2 separate regions of the Mus musculus genome follow, and region 2 is linked to region 1. A link is a loop called in an ENCODE intact Hi-C map of the cell type or tissue named here. Cell type or tissue: left cerebral cortex. All regions are shown on one strand. Each heading gives the region's core, and the rest is flanking DNA. Links, peaks and the distances in the headings are about the cores only.

What was found. Hi-C counts contacts between places; a loop is a spot of excess contacts. Peaks named below come from ENCODE experiments on the same cell type or tissue, not always from the same donor. Only the 100,000 strongest peaks of a DNase experiment are listed, where the experiment ranks them.
Region 2: it touches region 1 in a loop (3-fold over the local background); 5 of 42 quality-filtered maps call a loop at or near these places.

What each region holds. Positions count from the first base shown.
Region 1 is chr2:15,046,998-15,052,380 of GRCm38, forward strand. Nsun6 (NOL1/NOP2/Sun domain family member 6) reads right to left here and starts at 2,315. Exons shown (of 11, transcript NM_028950.5): 1 at 1,925-2,315; 2 at 151-306. The coding sequence starts at 1,999. In left cerebral cortex, for the core only: CTCF peaks have their summits at 244 and 2,284; a DNase peak (open chromatin) is centred at 2,340; H3K4me3 peaks cover 1,354 bases; H3K27ac peaks cover 928 bases.
Region 2 is chr2:14,071,666-14,077,048 of GRCm38, forward strand. Stam (signal transducing adaptor molecule (SH3 domain and ITAM motif) 1) reads left to right here and starts at 2,435. Exons shown (of 14, transcript NM_011484.3): 1 at 2,435-2,671. The coding sequence starts at 2,632. Stamos (signal transducing adaptor molecule (SH3 domain and ITAM motif) 1, opposite strand) reads right to left here and starts at 2,269. Exons shown (of 2, transcript NR_038162.1): 1 at 1,918-2,269. In left cerebral cortex, for the core only: a CTCF peak has its summit at 2,415; DNase peaks (open chromatin) are centred at 2,025, 2,424 and 3,105; H3K4me3 peaks cover 2,337 bases; H3K27ac peaks cover 2,056 bases.

The DNA of each region.
Region 1 (5,383 bases), core at 168-5,167:
CACGGTGGCTCACAACCATCTGTAATGGGATATGATGCCCTCTTGTGGTGTGTCTGAGGACAGCGACAGTGTACTCACATACATGAAATAAATAAATACATCTTTAAAGAAAAGAAGTGTGGCTGCCCAGCACACCACACTTGCACCAACCTTCTGGAGCTCTTCAAGCAGCAGACCTCTGACATGCTGAACTGAGCCTAAATGCGTATTCACTCTGACAGTTGTCATCGACGGAGGGTGTGACAGGCGAAGCAGCAGAGTCTCAAATTTCCTTTCTGCTTCTTGTCTGCTTGAAGCAGACACAGCCTGCAGTAAGAAGAAGTCAGGTCTCGGCTTCAGTGTGTAGTCATCAGTATTAACATACTTAAGGAATGTTAAGTTAAACTTAAGGCTTAGTTTGGTTGATATTACTTCTTTCCTTTCCAAACTGTTTTACAAATGGGATGGCCTTTCTTCATTTAAGCTGTCATACCTTGTGGGTTTGGAAAGGAGATGACCTGAAAGATTGCATCAATCCTTCATAAAATAATGTTCATCATTCTAAAACCGTTGAAATTGACCACTGACTGTCCCCCTTCCTCTCTTAATATATACTTCCCAAGACCCCTTGAAATAAGCATAAAATACTTTCTCTTTCCATATAGTTTATCCTATGAACAATATTTGGAAATAAGATGTGGAAATAAGTTTTAAAATCTCAGCTCCAATAACACTAAAGAGCATTTTAGTGGATTGAATTTTGCTAAAGAACCAAAAATTTAGAAAAATATCCACGTTGCCAAGGGGTTAAGGTAAGGTGGTTAGAGCATGCAGGGATATTTTACTAGAAGGCAATCAATATTCACTGGGAATTTCTGTGCTAAGTGTGGCCAGTAACAAGTAACTAACACTCTTTTTAAGACATGCCTGCCAAACCAATGTAGTGATTTTCACTTAAGGTTGATGCCCCAAGACAACCTTCGAAAGTACTTATAACCCATTCAATTTTCATAGAATAAATTAAGCTTTAAGCTTTATTAGTAAGAATTAATTCAAGGTAACTCATGCAAAATGAACATTTTCCAGTAAGGTTCAGTGGATTACAAGCTTGTAATTCTAGCACTCAGGAGGCAGAGGCAGAGGCAGGTGGATCACAGTAAACTCAAGACCAATCCGGTCTACCTTATGAGTTCCAGTATAGCCACTACTATGTGGAGAAACCCCCCTGTTTCTTTTCTTTTCTTTTTTTTCTTTTTTTTTGAGACAGGGTTTCTCTGTGTATCCCTGACTGTCCTGGAACTCACTTTGTAGACCAGGCTGGCCTCAAACTCAGAAATCCACCTGACTCTCTAACCCTGTTTCAATAGATAGATGAAAGAAGGACAGATAGATGGATGGATGGATTGATAGATAGCTTCTAAAACTGACTTTTTAATCATTATATCTGAACTTTAGTTGCTTGACAATTATGTCAGTTTGGATGAGTAAGAGGACTGCTTAGACTCTGGTGTTCTTAACAATGAAACCAAATCACTCTACCATGATTTATTAGACTAAATTGTAACCATTTCCAATCAAACACCTGGTGGCATTTAATGAGGCACTCAAAGTGCCCTGATCACCTGAGTAAGTACAAGAGCCTGTACTTTAACAGAACAAGTGCATCTACTGTGGAAGTCTTGAGTTGTGTGGCCAGGGAACTTCTCTGGTTGATTCTGCTACCCCTTCAGTACTAAGGGCTGACAGACACGTAACACTTTCTTTTGTCTTACATCTAAACGTGAGCATATATTTATCTCCATCTCAGTAAGCATCAATGGTGACAAAAAAACCACATTGTTTTTAAAGATTCCAATAAAGTAGTGGCAAAAACTAACCACATATTCCCCTTCTTTCTGCTGAAGTTGTATCAGAATTTTGGCAAACATCTATGTACGTGACCTACCTCCTCGTTCAAAAAGCTCTCTTTGAGATAGTTTTCAACTTCAGGTCTCAAAGATATCTTTGGAAATACATACATTCTTTTGATTTTTTTCTGTTTTAAGTTGTCCAAGAAAATGTTGGGAAGCAGTCTTTATTTCCGAATTTCAGCGTTGCCAGCCAATGGACGAGCACAAGAATGCCTTTCAGTGCTGAGTTCTGGAATGAGCAGGGCCCAAGGTTTGTCGTTCTCTGGGATGCTGTGAGACAGCTCCGAACTGCGACACTGCGCCAAATAGGGCTTGGTGACAAAAAGTGTACCTAAACGCAGATCGGAAAACAGACAGCGCCTAGATCCACTCTGACATGCTATTTTCCAAAACCGCGCCCCCAGCTTCGGAACAGAAAGTCGCTTCCTGGGTTCGTCACTTCCGGCACTCGATGCCCAGCCTTCTGTTCGTGCCCAACCTGCATCTGCCAATCACCTCCCCTGAGGGTGGAGCTTTTTCTAGGAAGGACTGTGCCGGGTACATCCTGGGACTCTTGAATGCTGGGTTGAACTGGATACCTCACTAACCTGAAATAAGGGAGATTTCCATTTATTGTCCCAGTACAAGTAGCGGTGGAGGCTTCCCTCGGACACTTTTTTTTCTTTTTTAAAGACTTATTTATGTCAAGAGTATGAATGTTTTGCCTGAGTGCATGTGCTTGCCTCTTTGATCAAACCCAGGATCTGAAGGTTGTAAGCCAACATATGGGAGCTAACAATGGAACCTGGGCACTATGCAGGTACAAGTGCTCTTAACTATTGAGCCATATCTCCTACCCTAGTACCCATATTTTTTGAATGTGCTAATACCCGTGGGTACTCAGGTACAACTTAAAATCCCCTAATAGTGTTTACAACTAGCCATGAAGCTTCTAGTTAACGTGCTTTAGAGAACAAGAGTCTTGATGTGAATTCCCTGATGGTAATGAGGTGACAAGAGTTTAAAAATAACTAACCAAAGTCAGTGGGATGTTTTATGCTTGAACATGATGAATACTTTTGTCTCCAATGCCACTGGGTTAGGGTTTGCTTGTTTTGGTTTGTTTGTTTTGTGCTTTTTGTTGTTCTGAGCCATATTTCATAGGTAACTATAGAGGAGGGTTTTTGCTTGGTGTGTGTTTAATCTTTTAAGTTTTCACACTGGCTTTAAAATATATATAACTGACACACCAAGTCTTTACTAGGTGAAAATTCCATGACAAAGACACTGCCACAGCTCAGCACAGTGGTTATAAGCAGTTTTCAAGGAGTAAAAGAAAGTTCCAAGAGTTGTAATAACTTTCCACAATCTCAGAAAAAGAAAATAGGCTATAGACCAGTAAGCCAGTTTCTAAAACAAGTACCCAGTTTTTCCACAAGATCATGTATCTGTGGTCAATGCATGGGATTCCTTCCTGACTTCATCACCTGAAACTAACAGAATGTGTCTGGGACACAGGTGTTAAGTGTTGCATGACATGCCTGACAGGACATAAACATCTATTCACCCCCAAATAAGAGTGATGTGGCTGAAGAAAAACTTGACAAGTCCAAATTGAAGAAATACATTAGTTTGCTAGGCTTGCTTACAGCAGGACAGGCAGCCTCCCCTCCAGGAACCACCACACTATTTTATATGGCTGTGATATGAATCTACAGCAGTTAACATAAAACTAGTTTCATAGAGCTACCCAATATAAAAGCAGCCAAGGGGGCACAGGTGAATCAAACTCTGGGAAAGGTTATGTGTCTATGTGCACTCTATCCTTGCTGTCACCAAGCACAGTCTGACCTGGGAAGGGTAGCCTGTTCTGCTGCATTCAGGCAGGGAGAACAGGTAAATGACATCTTGGTGCAACATGGAATGCTTTGCCCAGGATTCAGAGGGCTAGACCACCCACACAAAGGAATTTCAACAGACAACTTTGTAGTAACCTTGACACTAGATATAGTTGAAGTCTTTAAAAAAATAAAGAAAACTTGAACTTGAAAGTCCATGTGGGAGAAATTTCATTTCCACATAGAATACTCATTGTTTGACATATAAAGGGCACTCCCTGAATGACTAATCAAACCTTTGTGAAATAGAAAAGGAAACTGTTGTTAAATATGCATTTGATATAAAGTAGTTCACTACTTCAGAACACTTGAACAGTGACCAGAAAACATGTGGTAAATCTGCAGTTAGTAGAGTGGAGATGTTCTGTCTAAGCAATGGAAGACTCCTATATAAACATGCAAATGTCACAGAGACTTTAGATCTTTAAAGGGGTAGTATGGGCCCCCAAGCAGGGACCGGTGGGAGAAATAAATATGATGTGATATCATCATTTTAAGTTTGGTTATGACCTCATTTTATCTCTGAGGATTTTATTTCAGATTGATCTGGGGGACTGACTTAATTCTGGATTCTACACTTCTCCATTACAGGAAACTTCTTTTTCTTTCAATGCTTTTCTCTTGTATGAGTGTGTGTGTTTGTGTGTGTGAGTGTGTGTGTGTGTGTGTGTGTGCAGGTCCAGATGTACATATGTGCACATATATGTGGAAACCAGACATTGATGTGCACTCACAATTACTCGCAGCTTTCATTTTTGGGATAAGGTCTCTCACTGAATCTGGAGCTGGCTGACTTAACTGGATTGACTGACCGGCAGCAAGCTCAAGGGATCTGCACGTCATGTCTCTGCCTCCCCAGAGCAGGAATTACTGGCTCACACTCCTGGCTCAGCTGGATGATGACGACCATGATGATGATGATGATGAATCCAAGTGCTGGGCATCTAAAAATCAGGTCGTCGTGCTTTCATGGCAAGCACTTTACTAACTAGAATTTCTACTTAGTCCCATTCATTTCTTTAATTGTTTATTTTTGAAGACAAACATCCCTATTTAGCCCAGGCGCTTCTTGATTCACAATCCTACTGTCTCAACCTTGTGAGAGACAGAATTATAGGCATTTCTAACACCCACCCCCTCCTGATAATCTTAAGAGTTCTGTAAAGATAACGTAATATCTTTGCATATCCATTTAGCCACAAATCTAATCCTGTCAATACAATATTCAGCTTTTCTAATACAATTGGCCTCATCTGAGAAACTACAAATTAGAACTTACAGTGTTTGGAAAGCCAAATGAATGAATAAATGAATAGAATCTGGTTCAAAATGCTGCCAGAATTAAGCACACAAACGTTTGGACTGATTCATCATTAGTTCTATAAATTATAATCCACACCTTACTGGGATTTCCTCATTTCTCCTGCTGCTATTATGAAACACTAAGGACTAAACTCCCTGCAAGCCAGACCTCTCTGAAGACTTAGCAGTCCAGCTACTACAAGCCTAAATACCAGCTCTTTGGTCCTGAATGTGTACTTAACATTTGAGAAAGAAACAAAACAGTAAAGATTCTGAAAATAAAATGCTTTTAACTTTAGAATATGGGGCTTATCA
Region 2 (5,383 bases), core at 230-5,229, 980 kb before region 1:
AATTAAAGGGATATGACATTTCAAAATTAACTGTGGAATTTATTAAACATATTATAGAAACATTTTAATGTGAAATCAAGTCTCTAAAATGTCTTTTAAGAAACTGTTATTAAAAATAAAATGAGTAATTTCAGTATTTTAGGTAATATGGCAAGTTAACCCCAAAATACAAAGCCATGCCACCTTTTATATTTGCCTTTTCTTGTACATATAACATTTCTTATTTTTAAAACCTCTATTTCATAGCATATTACATAATAAAGATCCCCAATAGCAAAGTCATTCTTCTATGTCAGAATACATGGTTAATGTTATCCATACTAATATATGTTATTTCTGATTTTCACATATTGATGATTCAAATTTGAAAAGTAGTGTTTTGCTAGGTAACAACCTAACAATTTGATTTTATTACTGGATTAGAAGCATGCCCAAATATATTTTCATAACCATCTGGCTCTGAGTCAGGGCAATTATGATAAGGTACTTAAGGCACTGGCCCATCATTTTAAATGGATAAGTTGACACTTAATTCTGTCAGCGCAGTAATCAAGAGAAAAGTCTATTGAGAGACGATGCTCTGCTTCCCATACCAATAGTGGGAAGATTTTATACTTCTCATAATGACACAAAAGCACTTCAAAAATCTTAAGAAAATGGTGGCGTTAATGTCTGACATTTGTCACATTTTTATATTTTAACTCCACCCCTTTGAAAGAAAAATTATGCTCATTAAGTTACTCAGAAAATATTTTCGTTCAGGTTGTTTAAAATTGTAGAATTTTTTCACATATATTTGAAGGCTTTTTTTTTTTTCTTTTTCAGTGCCAAGGTCAGAACCCAGAGCCTCTCACATTCTAAACAAGTACCCCATCACTGAGGCTCATCCTCAGTCAGTCTTTAAAGCCTTTTAAACTCTTATCCACTCAGATGTCTATGTAAATACACATCTATGCTCTTACTTTCAATGGCCAAATAAGTACAATTATAACTATTGATTCCACTTGAGTGCTTACTATATGCTAGACACTATTACAGGGGATTTGCTTCTAGTAATTTATTTCATCTTCAATGGTTTGTCATTTCCGTTTCTTATTTATGAGGAAACAGACAGAGGAGTTTGTCCAATCTCTTTAATGTCGGACAGTTTAGCGGTCATCAAAACTTTGATATTGTAAACAACGCTGCCATTAATATCTTGGTTCATGTTTTAAAAGACTGTAAGATTTAAAATTCAGAATAACTGGAACCAGAGGCACATTTCCAAAAGCTGGCTATATACTTCCCATCCTTTCTCTTAAGAATGCTGTAATTTATACCCCATCAGGCAACTTTGTTTCCCATCCCTTGGATTCTTTTAGTTTTAAATGACTGAAAACGTTAACCGATGCTTTAGTTTGCTCCTCTTCCTCCAAAATTCGACTTTAACTGTTTAGTAAGCAAGCTGTTTGTACTGTTATACAAATCTTGTTGACATGTTTATAAGCTTCCCTTTTTGTAAGGGTCCCTATTTGGGCACTTTTTACCGAATCTCAGTGCATGTGCAAGACCGACTTGCTAACTTTACGTAATATTTCCAAGAGATGATTCTTTAGATTTCACATGATTTAGAGGACAATGTGTGTGTGTGTGTTGGGAGCTGGGGAGGGGGCGTGCGTTACATACATATGTACAAATTAGATCACCAAATCAACATTTTAAGTTGCCAAGAGTCCTCATCAATGTCTGGCTCCATTTTTCATGTGTGTGTGTGTGTTTTTTTTTTTTTTTCAATTTCTGCCGTTGGGTGTGCGTGCTTATCTCAGGCTGAGAAGGTCTAATCTTCTCAGGGACTCAGTGACTGCACGTTTAGTCAGTCGGAGCCCACACCCAGGAAGGCTCCCTCTGATCTCAGGCTGGGGAATGAGCCAGCGTTACCTCAGCCTCTCGAGAGGCTGTGCGCCTCGACACTCCCTCCAAGGGATTCAGGCCAGCTCCACCAGCTCACATGACTCCAATCCCAGCAACTTCCATGAACCCTCGACGAGCGCGCTCAACATTTTCCTCGGGTAACCCAAAGGACTGCCTGACTTTCTAGAGGGATTGCAACATCACAACAACCCATCGAATAAACCCAAGGAGTTAAAAATTAAGGGTTTGGCTGGACCCAAACTGAACCCTCTCCCTCTCCCAGTCTCTTATTCACTCTAGAGGCTCTTAGTCGGCCTCGGTGCGCCTGAAGGACCTCGTCCTCCCGAGACGCCCGGGGACATGGAAAAGCCGAGAACCTAGCCGCTAACCCCACGGGCACGCGGGAACTCAGCAGAGGAAGAGACAGCGGCGGCTCATCGCGTGGGCCTCGGCGGAGGCGGCGGGCTCTGGCCAGACCCGGAGCGGGCAGTGTTCAGGCAGCGCTCAAGTCGCCTACATTCCCGACACGCCCCGCGCGGGGGCCTGTTCCGCTTCTCGGCTGTTGCCGCCGCCGCCGCCTCTGTTGCTGGGGTGGGTGAGAGGAGGGGCTGAGAGGGACCCTGCACTGGCAGGCAGGCGCCCTTGCTGTGTTTGTACCTGAGGGGCCTCCTTTCTCCGTCACCCCTAGAGTGCCGCGGGGTCGAGGGGCAGTCCCCGGGGACACCTCGGCACGCAGCGGACATGCCTCTCTTTGCCACCAACCCCTTCGACCAGGATGTTGGTAAGTGTTTTCACCGCCCCCCGTGGGTGCCCCCCGAGACTGCGAGCCCGCGCCGACTCCCGTCCCACTGCGTTCGTTCATTCTGGATTCCCGAGGCCGAGCCCACGTTCTTCTCTCCCGGGGCCCCTTCGTTCAGAGTTGGGAGAGGGTTGAGCGCTTGGCGCATCCTCTTTGGAAGAAATGGGACTTAGAACCTCTCTAATGGGCCTTGGTAAGGGACTTGGGGAGGGGGAGCTTTGAAGGAATCGCTTAAGGGATTCGGGGTAAAGGGTTGCCTCGGGAGGAACAGACGACGAAGCCATCTGCCGCTGGGGCATGGCTTCTGGGAGAAGAGCGAAGGACAGACGTATCTTGGCTTAAGCAGATTGATTATATGCTCTATCGCCAAAGTATTTGCCTGGCCCAATGGAACTGGCAGAATGTTTTAGGTAAGGTTACTTAAAGGGTTTTTTAAATAGCCCTATAACGGTCCCTGGAGGAGAGAGGTCTGGTTACGTACTGGTAGGTTGAAATGTTGGAAGAGATGGAGATGGATTACTTGGCAACAACTGAAAACGCAGACATGAGCCTTTGGGATGCCTTTTTCAGGCTGGGCCTCTGCCTTTGGGGAAGTGTGGAAGAGGATTTTGATTCTAGGATGGGGTCTGAAATGCTAAATTTTTTGTTGTCTGAATCATTGGTATTAGGTACCAAGCATACCAATTTAACAGGTTAGCTATCTATTTTTCAGACCTGATTTGAATTTCTTGAAAGAATTTTGGGATGTTTTTGAATGCATTACATTGAACTACACTGGCAGCATAGTGTGGAATGAAAGCGAACCAATACCATCCAGTCCCACAGGCTGAATTTAAGCATAACTGTAGTAAAAGAATGTAAGGATAACTTGTGAGAGTTACTTTATGAATTTTGTTTATTAGAGGTGAATTTTACATTTTGCCAACTGGAGAAAATGTACTATTACTGCCGCTTCCTGCCTGGTTCATAGTGATTCAGTTGAATGTCCTGAATCTGAGCTGTGGATGGAACTTTAGAAATCATCAATAGTGCTAAATAAGTAATGAATTGGGAAATTGTGTTTAATAAGTGCTTAGCACCAGTACTTACTGAACACAGTGTTCATTGACAAGAAATGCAACCATGAAGACCATCTCATTGCGGCTCTTTGGCTGTTTTACAATTTGTTACATCAGTCTTTAGGACAAATGCTTATAATAAAACAATATTTGCTGCCTCTGTTCCTGGCACCTATAGTGATCCTATATGATCTTGCTTTCTGCTAATCAGTCACACTTATATTCTCCTGGCTTGTTCCTTTTTGTGGTATTGGAAATGGAACCCAGGGCCTAATATGTATTCTTTCTGTTTTTTTTTTTTGAACTCACATTTGCAGTGGATTCAGATGGATTTCTTGATGTTAAACCTGTTCTTGCTACCTACACCGCCCAGTCCAAACACAGGCCCCTTCTTGCCTTTATACTTTTGTTTCTGTTATTTCATGTGTCTTTCCACACATATGTCCTCATGCTTTAAGGTCAACTTAGAGTCTGACTTGTTGTACCTGAATTATTTGCTGATTCCTGCAACCTGGAGTTTATAAGTAGCAGTGTTACTGACAGTTTGGAATAGATAAAATCCTTAAGGAGGTTATGCTCTATACATGAAGGCTGTTAACTTTGTATTTGCTCTTCACTCAGTGGATGCCAGTAACATCTCACAGCCAGTCATGACTTTAAAAGACATGACTTAATGTCTCGGGGGCTGTTTAAATACAGTGATTTTTCACCTTCCCCATGTTCTACAAATTTCAGCATTTTTGTCTTAAACATTACATATCAATGTGTTCTTTATTTTGCTCCTTGTTTGATGGCTGCTGCATAGTTGGCTTTGAATAAGTGCTTGTTGAGTTGAAACTATGTTAAGCCTGTTAGACATGTTTTTTTAGAAATCACTCTGAATTATAAAGATACTTTGTGCCATCAGGTCCCTACTGATTTGTATTTACCGATCCCAACAGCCAGTTCCTCATCCAGTTTTTTATTGATGTCTTACATTTTTCTTCTGTGCTTTATCCATAGGTTTGTAGGTCATCAGCCCTTTTCTGGTTTTCTGCTTAGCTTTTTAGTGTCCCCTCCCCCACTTTTTTTCAGTGTCTAAATGCTGAGCAGTAATAACAGCTCTTCTCCATTAAGACTTTCTTCTCTTAGAGTCTTATGAGATTTAGTGCTTAGTAGAATTTGGAGTGATTTGCTTAAGTTCAGGTTTCATGCTTGCTGCTTATCAGCAATCTGGCTTTAAGCTAGTTGGTTATTCTCTGCCTTTGTTTCTTTGTCTTTAAATATGGAGTATAAGAATTATAATGTTCCCTTAAATATATTTGCAAAAGCAAAAAACAAACAAAATGTACAGTGTTTCTTAGCTTACAGGGTTGGTAAGAGAATTGAGTCAATATTTAAAAAGCACTTAGAAGAAATTTTCTATATTTGTGAAGCAAGATTTAAAACAGCTAGTCTCTTAGCTTTAAGCACTTTGCTTATTCCTGTTAATCACAAATTTAAATAGTCTCAGTCAGTATTGGAGATTTAGGCATCCATCTACTGAATATTTCCACTGGATTTTGATAGGAATCTAGAAACAAGCATACCAAAAATCATTTATTCCCCTCCCACTTCTCATTCTGTCATCTTAGCCCACCTCAGGATTGAGTCATTA